Regions from separate parts of the Homo sapiens genome. Here region 1 is linked to region 2. Evidence: chromatin loops called from intact Hi-C (ENCODE). Cell type or tissue: IMR-90. All regions are shown on one strand. Links, peaks and the distances in the headings refer to the core of each region. The heading gives the core; the rest is flanking DNA.

Evidence for each region. A loop is a pair of places that touch in the nucleus more often than their neighbours do. Peaks named below come from ENCODE experiments on the same cell type or tissue, not always from the same donor. Only the 100,000 strongest peaks of a DNase experiment are listed, where the experiment ranks them.
Region 1: a loop joins it to region 2, with 3 times the contacts of the local background. A loop is called at or near these places in 2 of 110 quality-filtered maps.

The regions. Positions count from the first base shown.
Region 1 is chr3:165,617,461-165,633,688 of GRCh38, forward strand. No RefSeq gene overlaps it. Among named protein-coding and RNA genes, the nearest start is that of BCHE, 210 kb to the right of the region's middle. In IMR-90, for the core only: a CTCF peak has its summit at 7,487 (motif pointing right); no DNase peak of the experiment used is centred there.
Region 2 is chr3:166,003,312-166,019,539 of GRCh38, forward strand. No RefSeq gene overlaps it. Among named protein-coding and RNA genes, the nearest start is that of BCHE, 170 kb to the left of the region's middle. In IMR-90, for the core only: a CTCF peak has its summit at 9,959 (motif pointing right); no DNase peak of the experiment used is centred there.

The DNA.
Region 1 (16,228 bases), core at 4,375-12,374, 390 kb before region 2:
CTATTTTTACTGTACCTTTTCTATGTTTATATACAAAAATTTTTACAATTGTATTATAATTGGCTACAATGTTGAGTACAGTACCTGCTACACAGGTTCGTAGCCTAGGAGGAATAGGCTATACCATATGGCATAGATGTGTAGTAGACTATACCTACTCTATGTAAGTACACTCTATGAGGTTCACACAATGAAGAAATTGCCTAATATCTCTCAGAATGTATTCCTGTCATTAAATGACACATGGCTGTATATACATAATATATAGTGCATATATATATGTTATTTACATATAACATATAAATGACATGTAACATATAAAATGATATTATATAACATATACAGGTGTATATATATGTTATGTATAACACATATAGCATACAGTATTATAATGTTATTTTTATATGACATACATAAATATATATATATCTGTTGTTAAATTTTGATCCTTATATTGAATACAATTTTGATAATCTATTTTACTTTTTCTGACCAAATATTAGTATCACTGAGTTCCACAAAATGATGAAATAATTGGTAGATATTAAGGCATCCTAAGGTATATGTCTTATGGAAAAACGTAAATTGTTTGTTGACTTTTGTCTTTTCTTTTGAGGGCTAGATATTTCATTAGATTATATTAATCAGGAACAAGATTTAACCAATAAAAATAAGGCTAATCATGATATCTAACTCTTTATAAGACATTGTAATGAGATATAATCTAATGAGAATTGTGTGCTCAGCAAGAGGTAGAGGAAAAAAAAGGTTCTTGCAAAGTACAGAAGTAGGAAGAGCAGGAACAGAGCAAGGGGATGGAGGAATTCAAGTCGAGGTCACAAAGGAGGCCAAACAAAAGTTGAATCAAGAGGAAGAGAAGAGTTTAAGTTTGGATATTTTAGTCTTTTTATTTCTATATTTATATTGTTTTTTATATTTATTTATTATTCAAAAGATATATTTGATCTTTCTAAGGTCTCTTAGGGGAAATAGTTTTAGAATTTTTCTGTGTTGTAGAGAGCTAAATCTGGACAATGACTTGGAGTTTCAATGAATGCTTATATTCAAATATGGATAGAAAACCGGAAACAAATATTTATGCCTATGGAAACTGGGCTGTACATTTCCATGTCATCTATAACAGCCCTGAGTAATGAAAAGATTAAAAGAAACTTATTCAAAGACAATAAAGGAAATAGTAATGATTTAGGAGGTTGTATTAGTCCGTTTCATACCGCTATAAAAATGTGGCTAAGACTAGGTAATTTATAAAGAAAAGAGCTTTAACTGACTCACAGTTCTGCAGGGCTTAGGAAACTTGCAATCATAGCAGAAGTCGAAGGAGAAGCAAGCACCTTCTTCACAAGGTGGCAGGAGAAAGAGAGAGTGAGGGGGGACCTGCCAAGCACTTTTAAACCAAGAGATCTCTTGAGAACTCACTATTACGAGAACAGTATGGGGGAAACCACTTCCATAATCCAATCACCTCCCACCAGGTCCCTCCCTCAACACATGGGGATTACAATTCAAGATGCGATTTGTTTGGAGACACAGAGACAAACCGTATCAGTAGTCTTTAAAGAAAGACGACAGCGTGGTCATCAGCAAGACTTATTCAGATGTTCAGTAGGAGAATCTGAAAATGAAAAAAAAAAAAATAAGAGAGAGAGAGAGAGAGAGACAGATCTGCAAACTATCATTGCTGAAGTAATCCAGGTTGAGGAGCAGCAAGTCCAGTATTGACCTGAGTCGAGGTGCCAAAAACTGTGGAAGAAAATATAAAACAGAGCACTCTTAAGCATAAGCTTTCTTTTGAAATGTTTCCATGTGAGAATGAGCATGCTGCCACGTAAGTCACCTGTTTTATAACATAAGTGTAATAATTCCATGACATAGTGAATTACATAACATATAAATTACAATGGGAGTAGAATGGTCTTTTAATCAACAGTGCTGTATCAATTGGATATTCCCATTAGAAAAAGTAGATTTTATTTCATTTCACCCTATATAAAATATTAATTTATTAGGGATTATAATTCTAAAAGTGAAAGGTAAAACACTAAAAGTCCTAGAAGAAAATATGAAATATCTAGTGTATATCAAATGTATCAAGTGGGACACAAAAAATACTAACTATAAAGATACATAAATGGAATTACATTAAAGTTAAACATAACTGCTTATCAAAAAACACCATTTAGAAAATAAAAAGGCAAGCTACATTTGCTATGTATACATCTAACAATCAATTTACTTCTAGCAAGTCTAAAGAACTCCCCAAAAGATGGGTCAAATTAATTTTTAAAAATCTGCAAAAATTTTGAACATATAGTCATAAAAACTTATTCAAATGTACACTCAACATTAAATGGACTGAAAAAGCAGTGCATTTAATTACTTAATGAAAAACGCAAAGGAAAACCACAAACAGATAACACTTGATATCTACCAGAAGCACTAAAATTTAAGGCTGAAAATACCAACAATTGTATAGAAAATATAACACACACACTTCTAATGTAAGAATAAATTGGCACAACCAGTTCTAAAGCACTGCTTAGCGTATCTACTAAGACTAACATTTTGACTCAGTAATCCCTCCCTTATGTATATACCAAACAGATTTGCCTATTGTTACCACAAGATATGTAGCAGAATGTTCATACCAGCAAATAAAATAAGAGAAACAACTAAAATACCAACCAGTAGTAAAATTGATTAACAATTTTTATCATATTAACTTGAATTCTATAGGACAGTGGTTCTCAGTTGGAGACTATTTCATCCCCAGAGGATGTTTGACAATGTCTAGAGACAGTTTTAGTTGACACAACTGGAGAAATGTTATTGGCTTCTAAGGGGCATATGCCAGCAATGCTGCCAAATATCTTCCCATGCACAGCTCCCATAACAAATAATTATCCAGTCCAAAATGTGCATAGTGCAAGATTGAAAAATTCTGCTATAGAACTATGAGAAAACTACACATAACCACATAGATGAAAAAAATGATACAGAGGAGTTTTACACTGAATACTTTGATTTATGAAAACTTCAGAAACAGACTCATCAAACCCTTTCACTGTGTTAGGAATCAGCTTAATGATTACCTTTGACAGGAAACAGTGATTAGAAAGGGAAGGGAAGGGGTCACTGATAATGGTAGTGCTCTGTAAACACAAAACAGAATTCTAAGCCCCCCAACAGACTGAATGGACCCCTCCTCTCAGCCAAAGGCATTCCAAAGTTGACCTGAAAAACTAGTTCAGGCCATGATAAGAAAAGGGGCTTGGAAATGCCTCATTCAGGCACAACTGACCAGTATTAACATTAAAACAGAGATCTTAAGTCTGACAAAACAGACTTTTTGTAGCAATAACATACCAAATTCTAATCTTACTCTAGTATAGCATCATCATATGACAGATAACAAGCCCTAAAAGAAATTGAAGTATTTTACCCCAATATATATATATATATATATAATTGAACTGCAGATCTTTCTAATAGCAGAGCTTGGTACCTGAGGAGGTGGTTGTCTGTTAGTTAGAGACTCCCCTCAGAAGACAGTAGTCCTGGGATGGGCATGGTGGCTTACACACATAATTCCAGCATTTTGGGAGGCCAAGGTGGGTGGATCACCTGAGGTCAAGAGTTGGAGATCAGCCTAGTCAGCAAGATGAAACCCCATTGTCTCTACTAAAAGTACAAAAATTAGCCTGGTGTGGTGGCAGATACCTGTAATCCCAGGTACTTGGATGTCTGAGGTGGGACAATCACATAAACCCAGGAGACAGAGGTTACAGTGAGCCAAGACTTTAGACTGGGCAACAGAGCAAGACTCCATCTCAAACACAAACAAACATAAAGAAGGCAGTAGATGGTAGTCCTACCACATTATTCAGGCATAAACAGTTAAGTTATTCCCCATGGTTAACTTAATAGCCTCTGTTACAAGCAAGGCTACCACTGAGACTGCTCAGGGGCAAGCTGGCCACCCTTTGGCTACTAAATCAAGTTCCTTACTTAGGTAGGCAACAGGCTACTGGGCTGTACCCTGGGCCTATGTTAGAACTCCCAGTGCCATTCCCTTTATTTCTGACACATAAAGATTAAACATTTTTCCTATGGAGAGATAAATGGCTGGTGTCTTCAGGAAGGCTCGTTTTAGTTGGTCAAAGGCCTTTCTAGGCTCTGGTTCCCAAATTAGACAGTGAGTTTTAGCTGCCTGAGTCTCCTTTATTAAGTGGTATAAGGGACAAGCTATTTCACTCTACCCAGGTATCCACAGTCTGCAGAATCCTGTAATGCCCAAGAATTCCCTTGGTTACTTGACAGTTTGGGGGAGGAGAAAGGAGAAGATTTTCTTAAACCCTTCTTTGACTAATGCCCTAGTCCCCTCTGACAGGACTAGGCCTAGGTATTTCACTGGGGTCTGACAGAGCTGAGCTTTAGATTTTGAAACCTTATATCATCTGTTAGCTAGAAAATTAAGAAGAGCCTTACTGCCTTCCTTAGAGATTTCCTCTGTTGGAGCCCAGAGGAGAATGTCATCTATGTATTGTAAAGCTTTAACCTGAGGATAAAGGAACTCAGAGAGGTCTCTTGATAATTACCTGCCCAAAATAGTGGAGGCTGTCTCAGAATTCCTGAGGTGACACTGTCCAGGTTAACTGGGTGGTTTGGTTAGAAGGATCCTTGAATGCAAACAAATACTGAGAGTCAGAGTATAATGGTATGCAGAAGAAGGCATTCTTTAGGTCCAGGACTGTGAACCATTTAGTTACCTCAGGTATTTGAGCTGGCAGGGTATACAGATTGGGAACCACCAGATGTATCAGAACCACAGCCTCATTAACAAGGTGGAGGTCCTGAACTAGTTTCCATTCCCCATTGGGTTTTTGTTCCCCCAATATCAGGGTATTACAAGGGTTATTGCAGGGCTTGAGGGGGCACTGCATCCTCAAGTTATCAATGATGGCTTCTAGTCCATTCCTAAACTCTAGTTTCAGGGGATATTGTTTCTGGTTAGGAAAGGAGGGGGAATCCTTAAGGTGGACCTTGACCCGTAGGGCGGTTGTGGCTTAGCCAATCTTCCCTTCAATTGCTCAACCTTCTGGGTTAATATCAGTCTCCAATAGAGGGAGACAAAGAGTTTGCCCAGGGGCCATCAGGATGGTGGTCCACAGTTGGGCCAGAATATCCCTGCCCAACAGAGAAGTTGGGCTTTCAGGCAGAATTAGAAATGCATGGGTGAACAAAAGGTCTCCCCAACTTCAACTAAGAGGTTAGGAAAAATATTCAGTAAAAGGCCTTCCTGAGATGCCCCTCATGGTCATGCTAAGAGGAGAGAGGGCCCTGTGTTGGAGAGGAGAACTGAGACCAGCTCTGGTTTCCAAAAGGAGGTCCACTTTTCTCCCTTTGATTTTCAGAATTACCCAGGGCTCCTGGATGGTAATGGTGGTCTGGACCACCGGGAAGTTGAAGAGATGAGCTCTGGGACTCATCAGCCCTGCTGCTGGACCATATGGGAGATTGGTCTGGAACTGGTGACGAGCATCTCTGGGGACAGTCCACCCTCCTCCAGTGGTCCCCATTTCAGATTGGACAAGGTCAAGGTGGCTACTTCATGCTTCCTGGACAATCCTTCCTAAAATGCCCTGGCTTGCCACATCTGTACCAGTTAAAGGGTGTATCCTGGGAATTCTGGGATTTGTTGGCTTGCCTGGTGGTCATTAAAGCTCCTGTATCTTTCCTGTGTTTCCTCTCTGTCTCTCTCGGGCCTCCTTTTCACTTATAAAAAACCAAAGTATCCACTTTCAGGAGGTTCTCTAAAGTACTATCTAGTCCCAGGGCCTATTTCTGCAGCTTCTTCATGATATCAGGAGCTGCCTGAGTAATAAATTTATCTTTCAGGATTAGTTGTCCCTCAACTGAATCAAGAGATAGACAAGTGTGCTTGACCAAGACCTCTCTTAGCCTTTCCAGGAAGGCAGTGGGATTTTCATCAAATCCCTGGTTTATCATGGATAACTTGGTATAAATGAGAGGCTTGGTCCTAGTCCTGTGTAACCCCTCCATTATGCACTCCTGAAAGTCTCCTCTTCCATTCTCCCATTTCGTCATTGGGATTCCATCCAGGGTCATCTATTGGTACTGCCTCTCTTCCAGTTGGATAAAGTTTGTCCCCTTCCCTGATGCTATATGTGATACAAAGCTCATCCCTAAATCTCACTCTTGTTTGCAGAGCAGCCTGCTTCACAGTGTTAGTCAGGGTCTGATTCAAAAGTAACATAAAGTCTTTCCAGGAGAGCTCAAATACTTGGGTGAAATTCGGGAAAGCCTCTATTTATCTGTCAGAGTCATCTGAAAACTTGCCAAGATCCTCCTTAATCTGTTTTAAGTTCTGTAGACAGAAGGGAACCTGGACTTTACTGAGGCCAAATTCACCAGGCATCTGTTGGAGAGCAAGAGCGAGACTGGGGCTTGTCTAGGGTGAGGATTTCTAGGAGGGGGCACGCAAGAGAGAGAAGCTGGATAGGGAGGATGAGGTAGACCTAGAGGAGCAAGGCTGCAGGGAGCTGGCTTCTCTGTTGGAGGTGCTTCTGGGATGTGTTTTATTAGTTCCCTGGGATTGCCCCTTGTAGCCTCCCCTGAGATGGCAAACAGGAGGGACGGATAAATCCTACACTGTCAGGAAAGGTCTGGATTGCCATGCAAGGTAAAGAAAGCCTGCACATACAGGGCCTCAGACCATCTGTCCTCATGTTTACAGAAAAGGTTCAACTGCAGGGCTGTATCAAAATGAATGGGTCCTTCCTGAGGCCAAACCAGTCCTTCTTGTAAAACATAATTTGGCCAAACCTTTGTGCAGAGGGATATGAGGCATTTTTCCTCCACAGTCTGAGGGTCAAATCAGTCCCATTGGTTCAGGGTACACTCCAGAGAAGTACAACCTGGGGATGGTGAAGATAGCTGGTTTCCAATTCTAAAAGACAGGGAAATAGAGGCATCCTTCATTTTCTTTCTTCTTTCAGTGATAACCAGAGGTGTAATGGAGAGAAAGTGGGCATCCTTTATTTCTCTTCCATCTTGTCACCTAGTCCTGGCGACCTTGGCAGGTGCCACCCACGGGTGCCAAAGTGATTTTCACCTGTGCTAACAGAGGAAGTGCTATTGGGTGGGAGTATCTTCTCTTACCCATTACGCCCTATTTTCCCTGCCGTAAACAACCTTTGAGTTCCCTGGGCCTCATCTATGTCATGGAGCATGGCCTCCTTCCATGAAACAGAGATTTAGTTAGCAGGAATTGGTCCTACCCATTTACATTGTGCCTGTTGCCTAGCTTCGGATCCCTCAGATCAGGTTTTTCATTCTAGGGCCTCAATCTGAAGCCTAGAATTGATTTTGGGACAAATTTCAGGGGCTGCATGGATCTGTTTAGATTAAGTCTCAGATGTGCCCTGGTGAATTTGCAGTTATCAGCCAGCAGGGGTCGGTCATCCACTGTTTTTCCTGTTATAAGCAGAGTGCTGGAGATAGGAACCCTCTCACTTAGAAAAGAATAAAGGAAATATCTTAAAGTACAAAAAAAAAAGTGTGTTTTGGGGGGAACTTCTTGCTCTGTACAAATGGGTTTCTTCAACTACTGTATCCCTTCCACGGTTCAGACCAGTAAGGACCACTCAACCATGGGAGGAAAAGCTCTACTGGTGCAGCAATCAGGAGGCACTGGGGGCCCAGTGGCAGCCATGGTTTTTTCCCACCCCTCATGGCCATTGGGCACAGCTTGTGCATGCTGCAGACAGGCCCAGGTGCCCAAGTCAGAAGGGGAGGCAGTAAGGTGGTAAGTCACCGCACCTTGTCCATCCCACGCATCACCTGCAGCCATTAGGGGGAGGTTTGGGGTCGCACCTCTAAGAACAAATGGAAACCAAATTGTTCTAAATTGCTCCCTTGATTGCTGGGCCAAACATACATTGTACTTAGTAACATCTCAGTAGTTTGCAGCATTACCCTTAACATTATACAGAAGAGATAGGAGCCATTTCAAGCCATGAAAAAACAAAAGACACCACAGCAAAGTCTGGGGATCTTGGCCAAAGAAGTTTAGTCTTGGGGCCTTCCAGCAACAAAAGATGCCTTTGGTTGCCCCAGGACTCTACTCTGGTTCCATGGAACGATTAGACTTCCATGAAGAAAAAAAGAGCCAATATTTATTTTACTCAAAGGAAAGAGGGAGGTGTCAGGGTCTTGGAAAAGAGGCAGATCCGACAGCTCTGCATCTGTACTCACCCTTGTGCTGAACCCCTGGATCACAGGCGAGCCCCCAGTTAAGACGGAGGAGTTCCCTGACCCCTTAGTGGGACTTGCAACAGGGGTGTGACTCATTTACTCGGCCGCCATGCACTCAAACCCCTTATGGGAGCATGCAGGTGAGCTGGGGCAAGTGCTTTTGGGCTCTTGCCCCACGGCCATGTCTAGGGGTGCTACGATGCTCTTTTAGTTTTGCCATCTGTGGGTGGCTAAATGTTAACCAGCTCAGTGGAGTCAGGGTGACAGCCTTTTACACCCTGCCCTCTTGGTCCCCAGGTCCTTGTCCATAATCCAGGAAGAATCAGCTCACACAGACTTGAAGAATGGTAAATGCGGGGATTTTATCGGGTGATGGAGTTGGCTCTCAACAGAATGGATGAGGAGCTGAAAAAGAGATGGAGTGAGAAGATGATCTTTCCCTGGAGTTCAGCTGTCTCGCGGCCGATCTCCTCTCTGACCATCCCCAGACAAACTCCTCTCAACGTTCAAAAGCTCCTTCTCTTCTTTCTTTCACTGCTGTGCTGTTCTGCCACTCTGTCAGTGGAGCTTGGGGTTTATATTCATACAGGATAGGAGCATGGCAGGCCAGAGTGGTTTTGGAAAAGGCAGCATTTGGGCACAAAAACATGAATGCCTATTCCCTTTGAGGGACATGGATTACCAGGCTTGAGGGTGGGGCCTTTGCAAGGGAATTGCCCTCTTCTACTAGGTCCCTGCCTCCTGTCCATATCGCTAGCATTAAGATGCCAAGTGAGAAATTTCAGCATTTGAGAATTCACTCTGCCAGCAAGCTAGCAAGTTAGCCAGTCATAATTTTACAGTTGCATCTGGTGGAAAGATATTAGACTTCTGAGTAAGAGCAAAGTTTCTTATTCAATGCAGTAGATTAGCCAGAGTAACACTTCACATCAGTTCTCTGAGCCCCAGTTTTCACAGGGCAACATGATAAGGGCCAGGTGGTACATGAATATACCATGGGGAAGCATTCCAGGAAAGGAACCTCGCCTTTAGGACACTCTAGTCTTATAAATGGGCTGCTGACAAACCTGTTCTTCTCCCCTCTTGAGACAGACACTGTCTTTATACCTTGGAATATAAGCAAGTTCATTTTGGAGAAGTAGGAGGGTCTCTATAATTATTAAACTGGAATGTCTCACGGGTAAGACATCTTTAAATCACTACAGAAGAAGTTACTGGCTTTCTCTTTACTATCTGGAAATGTAAATACATTTGCACCAGAGGGAGTTCCTGTCTCTATCTTTCCAGGGTGGCTTGTAAAAACATTCTTGAGACTATAGTTCTGGAGAACAAAGACTAATGTCTGGATGTGTAGAAACAATAGAGATTCATCAAGAATTATCTAGCAGCATCACAGAAGTGTGGATAAAAAACTGTGATATTATTTTTAACTATCAAAGAATATAAACATATGTGTGTATTGGAAATACACACCCACTACTAGTGATTATTTGTAGAGATTTACTCTCATATCATGGTAAATTTGGAAATTGTCACAAGTTCTTTTAAAAGCACATTTAAAATATGAATTAATATTAATATCATTCATGTTGTTCGACTCAGTACATCCAAGCTAAAGAATTCAAAGTTCTCAGTAGTGTGCTTTATAATTTTTGTTATAGAAATATTTAAAACAGCATATTATATAAAGAGAGAATAATGGTGAAATATATTTGGAATACCCATTCAATGGAATAACTTCGAACAATACATTTGCTGAGAGAATAGCACCTAAGATAATGTTAGGTTAAAACACAATTATTGCTGAGCTGAAAACATTATAGATAGATGCAGATATGGATACAGCTATATAGATGTACATATGTAAATATGTAGAATCAGATACAGATACAGTACAGATATATATTTAGAACAGTAACAAGAAGAAAATATTTTAACATAATTTTTTTCAGTAAGTCTGTGGAAGATTTATATTTTTCTTTATACATTTTTGCATTTTCAAAAGCCCATGTATAAAGTATCACTTTTATCTTATAAAAAGTTTTATAAATTAACCTCTATTTTTTAAATTGTATTTGGCTTTTTAAATGCCATCCACATTAACACCTCAATCTGTTTTCACATATTTGAGTGATATTTTAATTGGTTGGTGATATGGTTTGGCTGTGTCCCCACACAAATCTCATCTTGAATTGTAGCTCCCATAATTCTGACATGTTGTGGGAGGGACCAGGTGGGAGGTAATTGAATCATGAGGGTGGATGCTGTTCACATGACAGTGAATAAGTGAATAAGTCTCATGAGACCTGATGGTTTTATAATGGGGAGTTACCCTACACAAACTCTCTTCTCTTGTTGTTGCCATGTGCGACATGTCTTTCACCTTCTGCCATGAATGTGAGGCCTCCCCAGCCATGTGAAACTGTGAGTCCATTAAAACTCTTTTTCCTTATAAATTACCCAGTCTCATTTACATCTTTATCAGCAGTGTGAAAATGGACTAATACAGTAAATTGGTACCAGTAGAGTGGGGCGCTGCTTTAAAGATACCTGTATTAGTCTGTTTTCATGCCACTGATAAAGACATATACATGAATGGGCACTTTACAAAAGAAAGAGGTTTATTGGAATTACAGTTCTACATGGATACACAGATAGCAGCAGGCAAAGAGATAGCTTGTGAAAGGAAACTCCTGTTTTTAAAACTATCAGTTCTCCTGATATCCATTCACTGTCATGAGAACAGAACAAGAAAGATCCGGCCCCATGATTCAATCATCTCCCACTGGGTCCTTCCCACAATATGTAGAAATTACAAGAGCTACAAGATGAGATTTGGGTGGGGAAGCAAAGCCAAACCATATCATTCCACTCCTGGCCCCTCCCAAATCTCATATCTTCACATTTCAAAAGCAATCATGCCTTCCCAACAGTCCCCCAAAGTCTTAACTCATTTCAGCATTAACTGAAAAGTCCACAGTCCAAAGTCTCATCCATGGCAATACAAGTCTCTTCTGTCTACCAGCCTGTAAAATCAAAAGCAAGTTAGTTACTTCCAAGATGCAAAGGAGGTACAGGAATGGGGTAAATACAGCTATTCCAAATGGGAGAAATTGGCAAAAACAAAGGGGCTACAGGTCCCATGCAAGTCTGAAATACAGCAAGGCAGTCAAATCTTAAACCTGTAAAATGATCTCTTTTGACTCCATGTCTCACATCCAGGTCACACTGACACAAGAGGTAGGTTCTCATAGCCTTGGGCAGCTCCACTCCTGTGGCTTTGCAGTGTACAGCCTCCCCTCCAGCTGCCTTCATGGGCTGGTGTTGAGTGTCTACAGCTTTTCCAGGTGCACAGTGCAAGCTGACGGTGGATCTACCATTCTGGGGTCTGGAGGATGGTGGCCCTCATCTCACAACTCCACTAGATGATGCCCTAGTAGGGACTCTGTGTAGGGGCTCCCACCCCACCCCACATTTCCCTTCTGCATTGCCCTAGCAGAGGTTCTCTATGAAGACTCCACTGCTACAGCAAACTTCTACCTGGATATCTAGGTGTTTCCATACATCTTCTGAAATATAGTTTGAGGTTCCCAAACCTCAATTCTTGACTTCTGTGTACTTGCAGGCTCAACACTATGTGGAAGATGCTAAGGCTTGGGGCTCCCACCCTCTGAAGCCATGGCCTGAGCTCTATGTTAGCCCCTTTCAGCCATGGCTGGAGCAGCTGGGATGCAGGGCACCAAGTCCCTAGGCTGCCCATAGCACAGGGACCTTAGGCCTGGCTCACAAAACCATGTTTTCCTCCTAGGCCTCTAGGCCTGTGATGATAGGGGCTACCATGAAGATCTCTGACATGCCCTGGAAACATTTTTCCCATTATCTTGGGGATTAACATTTGGCTTCTCAATACTTATGCAAATTTCTGCAGATTTGCAGAATGGGATTTTCTTTTCTATCACATTGTCATGCTGAAAATTTTCTGAACTTTTATGCTCTATTTCCCTCATAAAACTGAATGCCTTTAACAGCACTCAAGTCATATCTTGAATGCTTCACTGGTTAGAAATTTCTTCCACCATATACCTTAAATCATCTCTCTCAAGTTCAGAGTTCCACAAATCTCTAGGGCATGGGCAAAGTGTCATCAGTCTCTCTGCTAAAACAATGAGAGACACCTTTGCTTCAGTTCCAAACAAGTTCCTCATCTCCATCTGAGACCACCTCAGCCTGAATTTTATTGTCCATATCATTATCAGCATTTTGGTTAAAGCCATTCAATAAGCCCTAGGAAATTCTAAACTTTCCCACATTTTCCTGTCTTCTTTTGAGCTCTTTAAATTATTCCAACCTCTGCCTGTTACCCAGTTCCCAAGTTGCTACTTTCAGGTATTGATATGCTTTGGCTCTGTATCCCCACCCAAATCTCATATTGTAGCTCCCATACTTCCCATGTGTTGTGGGAGAAACCTGGAGGAAGACGATTGAATCATGAGGGCAGGTCTTTTCTTTGCTGCTCTAGTGATAGTGAATGGGTCTTATGAGATCTGATGGTTTTAAAAACAGGAGTTTCCCTACACAAGCTCTCTCTTTCCCTGCTGCCACCCATGTAAGATGTGACTTGCTCCATGTAGAACTGTAGATCCAACAGACCTTTCTTTTGTAAGTTGCCTGGTCTTGGGTATGTCTTTATCAGCAGCATGAACATGAATTAATACAGTATATTGGTACAAGTAGAGTGTGGCATTGCTGAAAAGATATCACAAAATGAGGAGGCAACTTCAGAACTAGTTAACAGGCAGAGGTTGGAACAGTTTAAAGGGCTCAGAAGAAGATAGGAAAATGTAGGAATGCTTGGAACTCCTTTGAGACCTATTGAATGGCTTTGACCAAAATGCTGATAATGATATGGACAATGAAATCCAGACTGAGGTTGTCTCAGGTGGAGATGAAGAACTTGTTGGGAACTGGAGTAAAGGTGACTCTTGCTATGTTTTAGCAAAGAAACTGGTGGCATTTTGCCCCTGCCCTAGAGATTTGTGGAACTTTTAACTTGAGGGAGATGATTCAGGGTATCTGGTGGAAGAAATTTCTAAGCAGCAAAGCAGTGAAGATGTGACTTGGGTGCTTTCAAAAGCATTCAGTTTTAAATGAAAACAGAGCATGAAATTTTGAAAAATGTTCAGCCTGACTATGCAATAGAAAATAAAAAACCATTTTCTAAGAAGAAAATCAAGCTTGCTGCAGAAATTTGCATAAGTAACAAGAAGCCAAATGTTAATCACCAAGACAATGGGGAAAATGTCTCCAGGATATGTCAGAGAACTTTGTGGCAATCTCTCCCATCTCAGGCCCAGAAGCCTAGGAGAAAAAAATTGCTTGTAGGCCAGGCCCGGGGGCCCCTTGCTGTGTGCAATCTAAGGACTTGGTGCCCTGCGTCCCAGCTGCTCTTGCTGTGGCTAAAAGGGACCAAGGTACAGCTCAGGCCATGGCTTCAGAGGGTGCAGGCCCCAAGCCTTGGCAACTTCCACTTAGTGTTGAGCCTGCAGGTACATAAAAGTCAAGAACTGAGGTTTGAGAACCTCCAACTAGATTTCAGAGGATTTATGGAAAATCCTGGATGTCCAGGCAGGAGCTTGCTGTAAGGGTGGGACCCTCATGGAGAACCTCTGCTAGGGCAGTGTGGAAGGTAAACATGGGGTTAAAGCCCCTACATAGAGTCTTCACTGGGCACCGCCTAGTGGAGTTGTGAGAAGAGGGTCACTGTCCTCCAGACCCCAGAATGGTAGATCCACCAACAGCTTGCACCGTGAGCCTGGAAAAGCTGCAGACACTCAATGCCAGCTTGTGAAATCTGCCAGGGGAGAGGCTGTACTCTACAAAGCCACAGGGGTACAGCTGCCCAAGACCAGGGGAACCCACCTCTTGCATCAGTGTTAGCTGGATGTGAGACATGAAGTCAAAGGAGATCACTTTGGAGCTTTAAGATTTGACTGCTCTGCTGGATTTTGGACTTGCATGGGGCCTTTAGCCCCTTCATTTTGGCCAATTTATCCCATTTGGAATGGATGTATTTATCTAATGCCTATACCTCCATTGTATCTAAGAAGTAGCTAATATGCTTTTGATTTTACTGACTCATAGGCAGAAGGGACATGACTTGTCTTAGGTGAGACTTTAGACTATAGACTTTTCAGTTAATGCTGAAATGAGTTAAGACTTTGGGGGACTCTTGGGAAGGCATGATTGCTTTTGAAATGTGAGGACATAAGATTTGGGAGGGGCCAGGGGTAGAATGATACAGTTTGGCTATGTCCCCACCCAAATCTCATCTTGAATTGTAGCTCTCACAATTCCCACATGTTGTGGGAGGGATCCAGTGGGAGGTAATTGAATCATGGGTGCAGGTCTTTCTTGTGCTGCTTTTATGGTAGTGAATAAGTCTCCCAAGATCTGATGGTTTTATAATGAGGTGTTTCCCTGCACAAGCTCTCTTCTCTTGTCTGCCACCATGTGAGATGAGCCTTTCATCTTCTACCATGATTGTGAGGCCTCCTCAGTCATGTGGAACTGTGAGTCCATTAAACCACTTCTATCTTATAAAATACCTAATCTCAGGGATGTCTTTACCAGTAATGTGAAAAATGGACTAATACAGTTGGTTATTTGCAAGGTAATTTTATTTTATGGGTTTATTTTATGGTCAAGAGTTTCTAAAACTAAGGCTATATAGGATCTCATGTTAAAACCTAGCAATGAGATTTATAATAAAGGATATGGCTACATTTTTGACCACTGATAGCTTTACTTTTCTTTCTTTTCCACATTAGGCCAAGCTGATTTTAAAACCCACTAGCTTCTTCCCTGGTCACTAGCAGGAAGTTTGAAGCCCATAAATTCCCTGTGGGTGCATAGGAACATTTCCCCAGAACATTCCTCTAGTCACTATAAGGGCCCAATCCACTCTCTCTGCTCAAGCCCAGTGGATTGATTTGGGTGCTCATCCTTCTATCTCCAGAAAATTTCATTATGTGAGTAAGAAATCCTTTTGTAATCTTTTGAGGCATGTTTGGCATCATCAGGCTAGGCATCTGAATCAATTTTGTTTGAGGAGTGTTGATCCCATACTCCTTGGAGTAACCACCAAAGAATGTTTTTTTGCATTTAAATGTATCTATACACACTCATACACACACACATACATACAGAAACATGAACATGTAAATTATATATTGCATATTATATATAATATATCTAGCTGTCTATATCTTCTAAATTCATAGATTCAGTTTTATTCTGGGGAATTTTTATGGTCTTTTGAGAACATAATCATACCTTAAGAAACAAAATGTTTAACCACTTTTTTTTTTTTTTTTTTGAGAAGGCGTTTCACTCTGTCGCCCAGGCTGGATTGCAGTGGGGCCATCTTGGCTCACTGCAAGATCTGCCTCCCAGGTTCAGACCATTCTCCTGCCTCAGCCTCCTGAGTAACTGGGACTACAGGTGCCCGCCACCATGCCCGGCTAATTTTTTGTAGTTTTAGTAGAGATGGGGTTTCACTGTGTTAGCAAGGATGGTCTCAATCTCCTGATCTCGTGATCCACCCGCCTCAGAATCCCAAAGTGGTTTAACCACTTTTAAACTTAGTGATGCCAAGCAGAGAGATCGAGCCAATGTATTAAAGTCTCCTCAGGATAATTATAACATAACACTCACAGACAGTGGAATGTACACTAAGGAAAAGAGATAAAATATCAAAATCAAGAAAAAACCTGTTTCTCTTCAAAAGCAATCCTGTTTCTCTCCCAGTATTTTTTTTCTAACACCACCATGTAGCCTAACTAGAAACTTAGGAATCCATTGTAATTCCTCTTTTACTCTCACACTGTACATCCAATTGAATAAATTCCAGTCTGTTCTAGTTTCTAAATAG
Region 2 (16,228 bases), core at 5,201-13,200:
TTGTGTAAATATTTCAAAATTTCTTTGTTGATTTGATAAATAATTGGCATATTTTTGATCTTTATCTTTTTTAAAACAAATAATGCTGTCCTTAGGCATTCTTGTACATCTGTTCTGTTAGGATATGTACAAGAACTTCTCTGAGATGTATGCTTAGGAACAAAATTAATGCATCGTATTTAAGCCTTCAACTTTACTATCCAATTCAATTTGGGATCCAAAGTCATTATCAGTGCTATCCTTGAGAAACCGTGCCTTTGATGTCCCTAGAAGGCTTTATTAATGAAGTAAGACTGGGTCTCTCATTCCTTCTCTCTCTCTCTCTCTGTCTATCTCTTAATATTTAGATATGTCCTCATCTACCTATTTGAAAAATTATAGGGATTTTTAAATATAAGATAGAAAAATAGAGGTTTAGGTATGGGTATACATTTTGGTATTATTTATATGTTAGTGTTAGGAGAATACATTTGTTAATTTAAATCAAGGCGTGAATGAGAACAAAAGGTAGATCTCAAAGATGCTATTACTTGGGTATAAAGATGTTTTATGTACTCTTAAGTTTCATTAAAGACCACTGCTTTATATGGCTTTATATCAAAGAGATGGTACCATAGTTGCTTGCCAGGTATCTATTTTACATCCATTCAAACACGCACAGACTGACAAATAAATATAGTTGATTAAATGGCAATTACTTATTTAAAAACAATAAAAACATCCTTGAGCAAATTTATAAAGAGTCTCTTCCTTCTGGCTGCTACATTTTAGTGGTAAGAATCACATCTAAAAAAATTAACATAGTTTTCAGTAAACTATGTACTTTGTTAGAAAACATAAGTTCTAATGGTAATAAATTGACATAACATGGTGAAGGGAATGGAGAGTGTAGGGGATGAAGTTTGGTTGGAATTTTAGAGAGTCATTGTCACCTTGAAAAGATAGCATTTGAGCAAAGGCTTGAAAAGGTGCAGCTTCTAGTTGCTCCAGCTAAAGGGATCAACAAGGAAGTGATTTGTCTGAGGATCTCCAAGGAGGCTTTATGGCTAGAGTAAAAGTAGGATGAGATACGGGACAGGCTTTGTCCTACAACACTCATTTTTTTTGTTTTAATATTTATTAATGTTTTCATGTTATTACCATCATTAATGCAGTGTGATTATTGTTATTTTTTGCTTTCTGCTCTAAGTCCTAGGTTTTTGTTGTCTTCTTTGCTCTAGTTACATAAAATGCATTTATTCAATTAAAAAATTCTAGAAATACAGAATCTGATCTTTCAGTGGTTATATTCAGCATTCTGTCTAGTGACATATATACTCATTTTTAAAAAAAATTGCTGAAACAAACTAGGTGGAAACATTTAAAGTTAGATGCTAGATTATAAACTTAAAAGTAGAAGTGCATCTATTTAAATGACTAGCCTCTCCCACTATTCACATTGAGAATCTAACAGAGTTGAGAGTTGGGGATGTGGAAGTACCTTTGGAGACTATTTTTCTCTAGGGCTTATGGATTGTGCTGTGAGTCTCAGAGGGGATGAGAACCAGAGAGAGGTGGCATTCTAATAGAACTTTAAATAAGAAAAATGATGCTCTGAAGAAACCATGTGGAGCTCTTCATTTGTGTTCCTCTGTACTTTAGCAGACATCTTAAAATATTGTCTGATTTACAACTGAGAAAGAGTGAGAGATGGTGGGGTAGTTTATCAAAGCAGAAAAAGGTGCCTTTTTGGCTGTTTTGTCTTTCTACAGTTTTTGGGCAAGGTATTGATAGCATTGTTTTTTTCTTTTTTTGGTCATGAGTCAACCCATGAAAGATATTCAAATATGTGTTACTTTAGATTTTGCGCAGGCTGAGGAACTAGATCTCAGCAGAGAGAAGTGGAAAGTATTCCTGGGAACTGAGAATAAATGACTATCCAGCAGGCATTTCCTCTCTACAGGACATTGCAGATGGGAGGTCTTCAGTACTGGAGAACTTTTCTCAGGACAACATGTTAGACTTAGCTATCTGCCAAGTTTGGGCTTGTCTGAGTGCATCATGGTAGTATTTCTGAAGTAAGATCTTTCTCAACTTCCTTTATCCTGTTGACCTAAAGAAATAAGCTGAGGATAAAATATAATTTTAAAGAGTTTACTTGAGCTAAAATGAGGAAAGCTGCCTGGGATATACTTCCTAGTTGCCTTGGTGAGTGCTCAATTGAGCCTTTGTTAGAAGCAAGTTTTTAAAGGCAAATGGGAATAAGGAGGTGGCTGATGCACAGTTATTCGACAGGAATTCTCATTGGCATACATAAATAAATAACATTGATTAGTAATTGACCATACATTGTTGAAATATAGGATATGAGTTATGGTGTTTGGTATATGGCATTGTAGGGCTACTGGATATCAATCACTCTAAAGCCAACATACCAAATGGCATCAAAGGGTAATTGTTTGGCCTAAGGGAGGAGAGAGATTTGACTGCTGTCACATTTCACTCTCTCTCTCTGGACCTGATAATTTAAAGGGGCTTGAATTCCTCAGATAAAAAGCTTATCTCCTTTCTCACTTTGTACCACTATTCCCTAACTCCAATTTCAAAGTGGCCAGAAACAGGTGTTACTTTTCTATGGAAGAGAAGAAATATTACGTAGAGGAAAGGAAGAGAAATCTGATCATAACTACACTTTCTTTTTCTTTTCTTTTTTAAAAAAAATATGTATACATATTTATTATACTTTAAGTTCTAGGGTACATGTGCACAACGTGCAGGTTTGTTACATATGTATACATGTGCCATGTTGGTGTGCTGCACCCATTAACTCGTCCTTTACATTAGGTATATCTCCTAATGCTATCCCTCCCCCCTCCCCCCACCCCACGACAGGCCTCAGTGTGTGATGTTCCCCTTCCTGTGTCCAAGTGTTCTCATTGTTCAATTCCCACCTATGAGTGAGAACATGCGATGTTTGGTTTTTTGTCCTTGTGATAGTTTGCTGAGAATGATGATTTCCAGCTTCATCCATGTCCCTAGAAAGGACATGAACTCATCCTTTTTTATGGCTGCATAGTATTCCATGGTGTATATGTGCCACATTTTCTTAATTCAGTCTATCGTTGTTGGACATTTGGGTTGGTTCCAAGTCTTTGCTATTGTGAATAGTGCCACAATAAACATATGTGTGCATGTGTCTTTATAGCAGCATGATTTATAATCCTTTGGGTGTATACCCAGTGGATATATACTGGGATGGCTGGGTCAAGTGGTATTTCTAGTTCTAGATCCCTGAGTAATCACCACAGTCTCTTCCACAATGGTTAAACTAGTTTACAGTCCCACCAACAGTGTATAAGTGTTCCTGTTTCTCCACATCCTCTCCAGCACCTGTTGTTTCCTGACTTTTTAATGATCGCCATTCTAACTGGTGTGAGATGGTATCTCATTGTGGTTTTGATTTGCATTTCTCTGATGGCCAGTGATGATGAGCATTTTTTTCATGTGTCTGTTGGCTGCATAAATGTCTTCTTTTGAGAAGTGTCTGTTCATATCCTTTGCCCACTTGTTGATGGAGTTGTTTGTTTTTTTCCTGTAAATTTGTTTGAGTTCTTTGTAGATTCTGGATATTCGCCCCTTGTCAGATGAGTAGATTGCAAAATTTTTCTCCCATTCTGTAGGCTGCCTGTTCACTCTGATGGTAGTTTCTTTTGCTGTGCAGAAGCTCCTTAGTTTAATTAGATCCCATTTGTCAATTTTGGCTTTTGTTGCCATTGCTTTTGGTGTTTTAGACATGAAGTCCTTGCCCATGCCTATGTCCTGAATGGTATTGAAAACCTGAATAGGTTTATCTTCTAGGGTTTTTATGGTTTTAGGTCTAACATTTAAGTCTTTAATCCATCTTGAATTAATTTTTGTATAAGGTGTAAGGTAGGGATCCAGTTTCAGCTTTCTACATATGGGTGGCCAGTTTTCCCAGCACCATTTGTTAAATAGGGAATCCTTTCCCCATTTCTTGTTTTTGTCAGGATTGTCAAAGATCAGATAGTTGTAGATGTGTGGTAGTATTTCTGAGGGCTCTGTTCTCTTCCATTGGTCTGTATCTCTGTTTTGGTACCAGTACCATGCTGTTTTGGTTACTGCAGCCTCGTCGTATAGTTTGAAGTCAGGTAGTGTGATGCCTCCAGCTTTTTTCTTTTGGCTTAGGATTGACTTGGCAATGTGGGCTCTTTTTTGATTCCATATGAACTTTAAAGTAGTTTTTTCCAATTCTGTGAAGAAAGTCATTGGTAGCTTGATGGGGAAGGCATTGAATCTATAATTACCTTGGGCAGTATGGACATTATCATGATATTGATTCTTCCTACCCATGAGCATGGAATGTTCTTCCATTTGTTTGTGTCCTCTTTTATTTCGTTGAGCAGTGGTTTGTAGTTCTCCTTGAAGAGATCCTTTACATCCCTTGTAAGTTGGATTCCTAGGTATTTTATTATCTTCGAAACAATTGTGAATGGGAATTCCCTCATGATTTGGCTTTCTATTTGTCTGTTATTGGTGTATAAGAATGCTTGTGATTTTTGCACATTGATTTTGTATCCTGAGACTTTGCTGAAGTTGCTTATCAGCTTAAGGAGATTTTGGGCTGAGAAGATTGGGTTTTCTAGATATACATTCATGTCATCTGCAAACAGGGACAATTTGACTTCCTCTTTTCCTAATCGAATACCCTTTATTTCTTTCTCTTGCCTGATTGCCCTGGCGAGAACTTCCAACACTATGTTGAATAGGAGTGGTGAGAGAGGGCATCCTTGTCTTGTGCCAGTTTTGAAAGGGAATGCTTCCAGTTTTTGCCCATTCCGTATGATATTGCCTGTGGGTTTGTCATAAATAGCTCTTACTATTTTGAGAGACGTCCCATCAATACCTCATTTATTGAGAGTTTTTAGCATGAAGGGCTGCTGAATTTTGTCAAAGGCCTTTTCTGCATCTATTGAGATAATCATGTGGTTTTTGTCTTTGGTTTTGTTTATATGCTGGATTACGTTTATTGATTTGCGTTTGTTGATCCAGCCTTGCATCCCAGGGATGAAGCCCACTTGATCATGGTGGACAAGCTTTTTGATGTGCTACTGGATTCAGTTTGCCAGTATTTTACTGAGGAGTTTTGCATCGATGTTTATCAGGGATATTTGTCTAAAATTCTCTATTTTTATTGTGTCTCTGCCCGGCTTTGGTATCAGGATGATGCTGGCCTCATAAAATGTGTTAGGGAGGATTCCTTCTTTTTCTGTCAATTGGAATAGTTTCAGAAGGAATGGTACCAGCTCCTCCTTGTACCTCTGGTAGAATTTGGCTGTGAATCTGTCTGATCCTGGAATTTTTTTTGGTTGGTAAGCTATTAATTATTGTCTCAATTTCAGAGCCTGTTATTGGTCTATTCAGAGATTCAACTTCTTCCTGGTTTAGTCTTGGAGGGTTTATGTGTCCAGAAATTTATCCATTTCTTCTGGATTTTCTAATTTATTTGCGTAGAGGTGTTTACAGTATTCTGTGATGGTAGTTTGTATTTCTCTGGGATCAGTGAATCGAAAATATAAGGATACTGCCCAGCTTTTCATCCAGGGGCAGGAGAAAAACAACTAGTGCTACATCACAGATCCCAAAAGACAGTAGGAGAAAATGATTTACCATTAAAATCAATTAATTATGTTTTTACAATTAACCAGATACACACACACACACACACACACACACACACACACACACACACACACATCCTTGCAAGCAGACACACACCTGAAACTTTATTTTTATTGGCAATGTAAACAATAAAAGAGTAGCCCATCTGTAAAAGATGGATATTTAAATTCTAAACACTTTCCTCATATACTCCATTCAATTTGTTTATTAAATCAGAGATATTTTGGTGCAGATAAATATTCATGTTAATTTTATATTATGTATTTCTTTTGAGATTATTCTAATTGATTATTTTTTATTTGTAGAATAATTATGTGGACTTGACTCATATTTAGCTAATTTAATTGACAACAGTAAACTTTTTGTACAGTCTTATATTCTTCAGCTTGTGTTTTACTTCATCTTTTGTTCAAACAATTATATCTGTGTAATTTATTTAAGAAGTTACATAAGTGATATAATTACTGAACGCTTGTTTTAATGACTTAATCAGGGAATAATTTGTAAGCATCTACTGAGTCAGGAATATCTATTTTCTTTATGCATAAAAAGTATTTTGGCTGATTGGAGAATTCTTGAATTTTAAGTCTTTGTCTACTTCTTACCTTCTCCCTCCCCATAAAAGATCTTTCCTTGCAGCTTTGTTATCAATATCCTTTGTTGTTTCCAGGCTGTGTTCTTTTCCTTTGTTTTCCCTCATCTCTATCCTGTGTTATTTGTGTGCTTATATTGTTTTTGAATATTAAAACTCAAATATTTCAATGAAATGACACTTGATATTAGAATACTTAGATTTTGTTTATACATTCATGTTAAGCTTCAGTTTAAGATTATTATTATTATTATTATTTTTTTTTGAGATGAAGTCTTGTTCTAGTCACCCAAGCTGGAGTGAGCAATGGCAAGACCTTGGCTCACTGCAATCTACAACTCCTAGGTTCAAGTGATTCTCCTGTCTCTGCCTCCCGAGTAGCTGGGATTACAGGCGTGCACCATCACACCTGGCTAGTTTTTTGTATTTTTAGTAGAGATGGGGTTTCACCATGTTGGCCAGGCTGGGCTCGAACTCCTGTCCTCAGGTGATCTGTCTGCCTCAGCCTCCCAAAGTGTTGGGATTACAGGCGTAAACCACAGTGCCCGTCCAAAATAGTTGTGATTATTGTTATTATTATGTTTTTTAGAGACAGGGTCTCACTCTGTCCCCCAGGCTGCAATGACACAAACTTGGCTCAATGCAGCCTTACCCTCCTGGGCTCAAGCAATCTTAATACCTCAGCCTCCCAAGTAGCTGGGCCTAAAGGCACATGCCACTATGCCCCCCTAATTTTTTGTAATTTTGTAGAGATGGTAGTCACTCTATGTTTCCCAAGCAGGTCTCAAACTCCTGGGTGCAAGCCATCCTCCCATCTTAGACTCCCAAAGTATTTGGATTACAGGTGTGAACCACCATGTTCAGCCTATCACTTATTTGAGTAATACATAATTTGTATTTTTTCTGCTTTTTTTTTTCTGAAACAGGGTCTCACTCTGTCACCCAGACTGTAGTTCAGTGGCGTCATCAAAGCTCACTGCAGCCTCTAGCTCCTGAGCTCAAGCAATTCTGCCACTTCAGCATCCTGATTAGCTAGGTCTACAGGCACATGCTACCATGCCCACTATCTCATTCTTTTTTAGCTTGTTTTTCCTAGACTGAATTTTCCGTATCTTTCACATTTTCTTATAATTACCTTCTTTTATATTATTTTGTCAATTGTCATGAATTTAGTTTGTTGGTTGGCTTTTGAAGACTCGGTCATATATTCTTTGCCTAGGCCAATATCCAGAAGAGTTTTTCCCAGGTTTTCTTTTAGGATTTTTATAGTTTTCAGGTATTATATTTAAGTCTTTAATCCATCTCAAATTAATTTTTGTAGATGATAAGAGGAATGGGCCCAGTTTCATTCTTCCTGTGGCTATCCAATTTTCCCAGCACCATTTATTGAACAGGATGTCATTTCCCCAGTGCAAATGTTTTTGATAACTTTGTTGAAGATCGGTTGGTGGTAGGTCTATGGCTTTATTTTTGTGGTCTGTCTTCCATTCCATTGATCTATGTGTTTATTTTTATATCAGTACTACACTCTTTTGCTTACTACAGCTTCAATTTAGTTTTCTGTAATTTCCAATAGGTTGTTTTAAGCATTCTTAACAAAATAATGTTTATCAAATCAAAACAATGTATTTTCATCTTTTTAGACAGTTTGTTCTTTATTACTACTTGCTCTAGCTTTATAGCTGAGATATGTTCTTTTGTATCTAGAGAACGAAATTAAAACTAAAGTTCTGCTTTGTTTATAGCAACAAAAGTGTTTTGTGACAGCAACTCTTTGATTAGCAATAAAAGTCCCTGGCTTTTGACCTCTTGTGTTTTTACATGGTTTTGACACTTTTCATTTTTGTACTCAGTTAAAGGAAAACCTTAAAAATAGTTCTCTGCTTACAGTAACTACTCACTCTGAAAAAGAAGCCTTTCTAATGTTGTTCTTTATATATGTGACAGCCACACATCAAAAGAGCTTCCAATACACTGTGGCTACTCATTCTAAAAAAGATTTCTACTGCCCAAATATTATTCTTCTTAGGGTTGCTTTTCAATCAATAACAGTTAGTCATGCCCAATATCATTTAATGAATATAGCTATACAATAGGAAATAATGTTCAGAAGGAGATGTTCTCTGCCCTCACGGAGCTAAGAACATGCCAATCACTGCCTTCATCTTTGGGGTTTATCAGGATTCCTCCATTGAGTACCTAGCTGTCTTTTTAACCATAGAACATTCTATTTTTGAAGCCAGAAAAATCATATGTCTTCCTTCTAGGTCAAGTGTTTGTTTCACTTTTAATTGCATTTAGCCAAATCTCTAGTGACAAGTCTGGTAAGAGAGTCAAGTTTTAAGCAGCAATGTGGCTTTACTCAATTTATTTATTTATTTATTTATTTATTTATTTATTTATTTATTTTTATGTTGGTCATAAATTTGGTGTCTAGTGGGATAAGAAAAAATTGAACACCATATTTATGTTGCTTGTGAGTCAAATTGTCACTATTGTCTTAGGGTTTCTAAAACTATTTAGACTTTCTTCTTTGGCAAAAGACCTCTCCGTTGCAGAATCTCTTTGTCTCATAAAAATTAATGTACCTATGTCAATTAGTTCAACCATTTTGGAAGACAGTGTGGCTATTCCTCAAAGACCTAGAGGCAGAGATACCATTGGACTCAAGAATCTCATTACTGGATACATACCCAAAGGAATATAAATCATTCTATTATAAAGGTACATGCATGCATATGTTTATTGCAGTACTATTTACAATAGCAAAGACATGGAATCAACCTACATGCCCATCAATGATAGACTGGATAAAGAAAATGTGGTACATATACACCATGGAATATTATGCAGCCATAAAAAAGAACAAGATCATGTCCTTTGCAGGGGCATAGATGGAGTTGGAAGCCATTCTCCAGCAACCTAATGCAGGAACAGAAAACCAAACACTACATGTTCTCACTTATGAGTGGGAGCTGAATGATGAGAATACATGGACACATGGTGGGGAAAAACAACACACACAGGACCTGTTGGGGTGGGGTTGGGGGAATAGCATCAGGAAAAATCGCTAATTGATGCTGGGCTTATTACCTAGTAGGTGGGGTGATCTGTGCCACAAATCATCAAAGCACACATTAACTTATGTAACAAAACTGCACATCCTGACCATTTATCCCTGAACTTAAAATAAAGGTTGAAGGGAAAGTTAAAGAAAGTACGAGATGTGTTTGAGCTAAAAAGCAAGGCTTTGTGTCAATGGAAATGCCATACATGTCATATCTCAACATGTAACACTATCAAAAATTAGGCAAAATGTTTCATTTTCCCGGTGTCAAACACCAAAAATTATTTTTGGCATTTTAATTACTGTTTTTATTCCATTAGGCCTTCTGTGAGTAGGGATATTTTGTGTAAAATTCTAATAATCCCTTATACTTTTTATGAGCAGATATATTGCTTCATTAAATCTGATTGTTTATAGCTAATAATAAAAACTTTACCAAACCTAAAAAAAATTAATGTACCTAATTTTTATATGAATTCTTATTTTATTTATTGAGAGGAAACTGTAGATATGTGGATAGTCAATAAATGTAGATTCATGATTTCTTGCAATTTACAACTTTAAATAGCAGTAATGGTCATACTTATTACCAAGCATCAAAAATTTGATAAACCTATCCAGCAGATGGCGGTGTTACCATAATGTGGTGTGTGTTTAATAGATTATTTTAGTCTTAAAAGTTTTAGAAGACAGGTGCTATTTGCATTTAAATGGAACCATTGTTCAAGTATTTAAAAAAATGATACCATCCATGAGGCAATTTGGTAGTGTGTGTGCAATATATCAAGAAATTATGTGTAGAAGTTATCAATTAACATAAGAAAATCATTAGAAATATATAAATTATATATAATTCATTTATAGTTATAAACTTTATAAATTATAATTTTACCTTATATTTATGTGTAATTTATATATGATAAACATGATTATTCAAAAACAGTATGAGTGTATTTGAAAAATATTTTAGTAATATTCTATTTATTATCTGAATTTTATATACATATATGTATGAGTAATTTATTTTAAAATTTCATGGGTTTTTTTGAATAGAAGTAATTTATAAATCTATATATTTGATTTTTCTAAAATACTTTGTCCCAATTCTGTAGTAGCAAAATTAAATTGTAGTTATTTAACTTATTGAATTCATGTAAAAGATTTTAATTTAAACAGTTACTATGAGCAAAACAAACAAGTTAACAGTTCCTCTTACCTATTCAGAACTGAGAAACTATAAGATCTTGAACAGTGTCCAGAAAAATGATAAGATACTGAGAAAGAAAGGCAATGTCAGCATCACAGGATAAGAGTATTAGCTAAGAAAGTACACATCTCACTAGAATTTAGAAGGACCACAGGTACTTCCATGTACAAATATTTATTTTGTTTTTATACTATGATTTTCCTCTGTCATTGGCCATTATTTTTAATTTGTGGGAGAAAATGTACAAGACCTTACATGTACAAGGAATTACATTTGATATTAATGTTTTTCCTAGCATAACATTCAGTAGACTTTTAATAGCTACTTAGTAAGTTAATATGGTCAATCAATTTTTTATGTTCTAATCAAAATTTATTCTATTTACTTTGCCTCTAGGAGAGAGGAAGAAAGTGACATTCTTGGGCATGGATCAATGGCACCACAAATCCCATATTTTGAATTTCAATATTTATGCCAATAACTCAAGTATTTATTTTTGATAGTGAAAGCGTGATTGTAGTTACTTTGATGAAAGTTTTCAGTGGTAAATAATTAATATGCATCATGTTATATTGCATTTGGTTATATGCAATAATTAATACATATTTTGTATATTCTTACTTTAAAATAAATATGTATTTATTTTTAAAGAATAAAGCTTACAGAATGACAACTAAAAATACTCCTTTCAAAACTTTTGTTGTATCCAGCAGAGTAACCACTGTCATCAATGTTGTATATAATTGTCCATATATTTTACATATATTAGCCAATACAGATATATTTTTATCAACTTGTATCCCACTATAAATATTTATCTATAATAGTTTGCAGGACATTTAATACATATTTTTATTAATTTTTATCCTATAAATTTAATATGTTTTCTTGGTTCAGAGCTAAATAATACAGAAACATGATAAAAGCAAGTTTTCTTTCTTATAGCACACCTCCTAAACTCAATATCAATTTCATTCCTGTTAACAATTAGGTATAAACTCATCATGTATTTCTTTTCTATTAGTGTTTCACTAGATCTGAATATTTTTTCTACTTTTTGGAGTTCTTTCTATGGTAAGAAAATACATTCTTAGTCAACTATTAATAACATTTTTCAGTTTTATTTCTTCTTTAGACTTGATTTATTTTGTTTTACTTAGATTTTAGCAACAGTAGTCGAAAAGGTTAGGTAGTGAAATATATCAACTTTTAGCTTTGGAGAGTCTGAGTATTATTATTTCAAATTAAGGCATTCATTCCCTATGATTAGAATTGAAAAATATTCACTTATATATTTTGTTGTCACTTTTGTGACACTGTTAATTTTTTAACATACAAATATTTTATCCATCTAATTGTTTTGTTGTATGAAGGAGTTAGAGTTTTTTTGCTTTTCCTAAATGGTTAGTTTTAACATTAGAGGAATGGCTTTCTGGTGATCTTTTCCAGAGAGTACCTTTCAAATAAGAACATTTCAACAAGTCTGATTTCATATAAAAATATATGTCATGCCTTTACTTGAAAATTTGATCTAGTGATGAAACAGTAAGCAATATTTGTTTTAAAAATAATGCTTTAATTTGTGTTCTAAAATTGAGGTTATGTTGCCTGTGAGTCAGATGTCACTGTTATTTGGGGGCTTCTAAAACAGTTTAGGGTTTTTTCTTTGTCAGAAGACCTCTACATTGTAGAATCTCTGTCTCATGAACAAAATTTAGACTAGAGCTAGGAGTGATAGCACCTCTTAAAAGTTGTTTATTTCTGCCATCCATTTGCTAGAATGATCACTTTCATAAAAATCCTTGACTTGTGATTCTATTCCCTTTAATTTGTGACGATGGCAACCAATTCAGAGATTCATTAAAGATTCTATCTCAGTTTTAGAAAACACTATTAAGAAAACCAATATGTTGTATTACCTTCTTATAGCTTCTCATTTTGTTCCAAATCTATCTTATGTTAAAGGAGGAATAGTTAAATTGTTTAAAATAAAATATTGTCTAAATGATTAGAAAGATTCCTTATTCTGGTCACCTCTCCATCAGGGTTGTTTTTTTTTCTGTGGTGTATCTATGAGCCTCTTGAAATCTAGTACTCAGAAATAAATGCAATATATCAGATATAAGCTGAACAATAGAATTTACAGTTTTCATATCAATAGCACTACACTTCTAAACATGCAGGTCAACGAATAATCACTTAATAATTTGTAGCTGTTTTTTTCAAATGATTAAAATGTAAGGTAACTCTTCAAGCTTATGGTCAACTAAAATCTCATGAATAAAATGTTAATTTGGTTATCACCTTTAAACACACTTTAAGCTTAAATATAAGTTATTCCATTATTTTTATTAAATAGAAAATTGTGGAATCGAGACAAGAATTTTAGTTTATTTTATTAATTTATAAAAGTATTAATTTAGAGATTAAAATGTGCCAATTTCCTGATTATTACAACAAAGGAAGCTAGATCAAACAAGGTTTCTGCACTTCTCCAAACATAGAATCTGTGACACATATTTAGCTCAAATTAACTAAATAAATGAACCATTTGGAGAAAAAAGCTAAGGAAGCACTGACCAGAGAGAAAGAAGGAGGCTGCTTGTGCAATAATTACACTTAGCTACCTAGAGACTTGTTCAATGATATAGGGACCTGTACTTGTCAGGAGGTGGATAAGATTGCTGGGTAAAGATTCTATATTATAGAATTTGTCTCTAATACTACAGCAATACATTCAATACTTTCCAAATTTAAGTATTAGTACAATGTTGAAAGATAAGCAAGTAAAAAACAGGCATGAAGCTTAAATGAACTTGACTTATTCTTCATAAACATATACAGACTGAGCATTCTCCATATCCTTCTCAATTAAACTTGAAACAGCACTAGAATATTAAAATGTGTTGTCACAGTAACAATACATATACAACTCTAAAATGTGCCACTATAGAATATGATAGAACAAACACACAAAAATGTCACATGTAATTTAACTACCCAAATCATTTTAATTTTCTAAGAATATCTTGAATACAATGGTTTTCAACATCTGGTCTTTGGATTAGCTCCATTGGTGTCACCTGGGAACTTATTAGAAATATAAATTGTTTTTGCTTTTTTTTATTTCAATAGATTTTGGGGGAACAGATGATATTTGATTACATGAGTAAGTCACCTTATCCATGAAACATTTAGTGGTGATTTTTGAGATTTTGGTGCACCCATCACCCAAGCAGTGTACACTGTACCCAATGTGCAGTCTTCTATCCCTCAGCTCCCTCCAACCCTTCCCTCCAAGTCCTCAAAGTCCATTGTGTCATTTTTATGCCTTTGCATCTTCATAGCTTAGTTCCCACTTATAAGTGAGAACATATGATGTTTGGTTTTCCATTCCTGAGTTATTTCACTTAGAATAATGGTCTCCAATTCCATCCAGTTTGCTGCAAATGCCATTATTATGTTCCTTTTTATGGCTGAGTAGTATTCCATGGTTTGTGTGTGTGTGTGTGTGTGTGTGTGTGTGTATATACATAAATATAAAAATATATATATACACACATACATGTGTATATATGTAACATTTTGTGATATATATATAACATTTTGTGATTTATATGTGTGTATATATATATATAAAAAACATTTTGTGATATATATATCACATTTTCTTTATCCATTCATTGCTTGCTGGGCATTTGGCCTGGTTCCATATTTTTGAAATTATGAATTGTGCTGCTATAAACATGCATGTGCAAGTGACTTTTTTGTGTATTGACTTCCTCTGGGTAGATACTCAGTAGTGGGATTTCTGTATCAGATTATAGATCTAATTTTAATTCTTCAAGGAATCTCCATGGTTTTCCATAGTGGTTGTACTAGTTTACATTTCCACCACCAGTGTAAAAGGGCTCCCTTTTCACTATATCCATGCCAACATCCATTATTTTTTGATTTTTTAATTATGACCATTCTTGGAGAAGTAAGGTGGTTGGTATGATTTGACTGTGTCCCCACCCAAATCTCATCTTGAATTGTAATCCCCATATGTTATTTGGGAGGGGCCCAGTGGGTGGTAATTGAATCATGGGGTGGTTTCTCCCATGCTATTCTCATGATAGTAAGTTCCCACAAGATCTGATAGTTTTATAAGGGGCTTCCTCCTTTGCTCAGCTCTCATTCTTCTCTGTCCTGTCACCCTGTGAAGAAGGATGTTTTTGCTTTCCCTTCTGCCATGATTGTAAGTTTTCTGAGACTTCCCAGGCCCTGTGGAACTATGAGTCAATTAATCCTCTTTCCTTTATAAATTACCCAGTCTTGGGCAGTTATTTATAGCAGCATGAGAATGGACTAATACAGTGCTATTGCATTGTGGTTCTGATTTGCATTTTCTTGATAATTAGTGGTGTCGAGCATTTTTGTCATATGTTTGTTGGCCATTTGTATATCTTCTTTTGAGAATAGTCTATTCATGTCCTCAGCTCACTTTTTGGTGGGATTGTTGTTGTTGTTGTTTTCCTTGCTGATTTGTTGGAGTTCCTTGTAGGTATTGGATATTAGTTCTTTCTCAGATGAATATTGGTGAAGAGTCTCCCCCACTCTGTGGGTTGTCTGTTTACTCTACTGATTATTATTATTATTTTGCTGTGCAGAAACTTTTTAGTTTAATTAAGTCTCATCTAATTATCTTTCTGTTGCGTTAGTGTTTGAGTTCTTGGTCATGAAGCCTTTGCCTAAGCCAATGTCTAGAAGAGATTTTCTGATGTTGTCTTCTAAAATTTTTATTGTTTCAAGTCTTAGATTTAAGTCTTTGATCAATCTTAAGTTTATTTTTGTATAAGGTAAAAGATGAGGATCAAGTTTCATTCTTCTACAAGTGGCTTGACAATTATCCCAACACCATTTGTTGAATAGGTTGTCCTTTACCCACTCTATGTTTTTGTTTGCTTTGTCAAAAATCAGTTAGCTATAAGTATTTGGCTTTATTTATAGGGTGTCTATTATGTTCCATTGGCCAATGTGTCTATTTTTATGACAGTACCATGTTGTTTTGGTTACTATAGTCTTATATATAGTTTGAAGTCAGGTAATGTGATACCTCCAGATTTGTTCTTTTTGCTTAGTCTTGCTTTGGCTCCTTTTTGGTTCCATATGAATTTTATAATTTTTTTTTTGTTCTGTGAGGAATGATGATGGTACCAATATCCCCAATGAATATAGATGCAAAAGTCTTCAACAAAATACTAGTTAACCAAATCCAACAACATATCTAAAAGATAATTCACTATGATCAAGTGGGACTCATACCAGGGATACAGGGATGATTTAAAACACAGGTCAATAAATGTGATACACCACACAAACAGAATTAAAAATAACAATTACATGGTCATCTCAATAGATGCAGAAAAATAATTTGAAAAAATCCAGTATCTCTTTATGATTAAAACCCTCAGCAAAATAGGCAAAGAAAGGACAAACCTTAAGGTAATAAAAGCCATCTATGACAATCCCATAACCAACATTACACTGAATTGGGAAAAGTTGAAAGCATTCCCCCTGAGAACTGGAACAAGACAAGGGTGCCCACTTTCACCACTTCTATTCAACATTGTACTGGAATTCCTAGCCAGAACAATCAGACAAGGGAAAGAAATAGAGGGCGCCTAAATTGGTAAAAAGG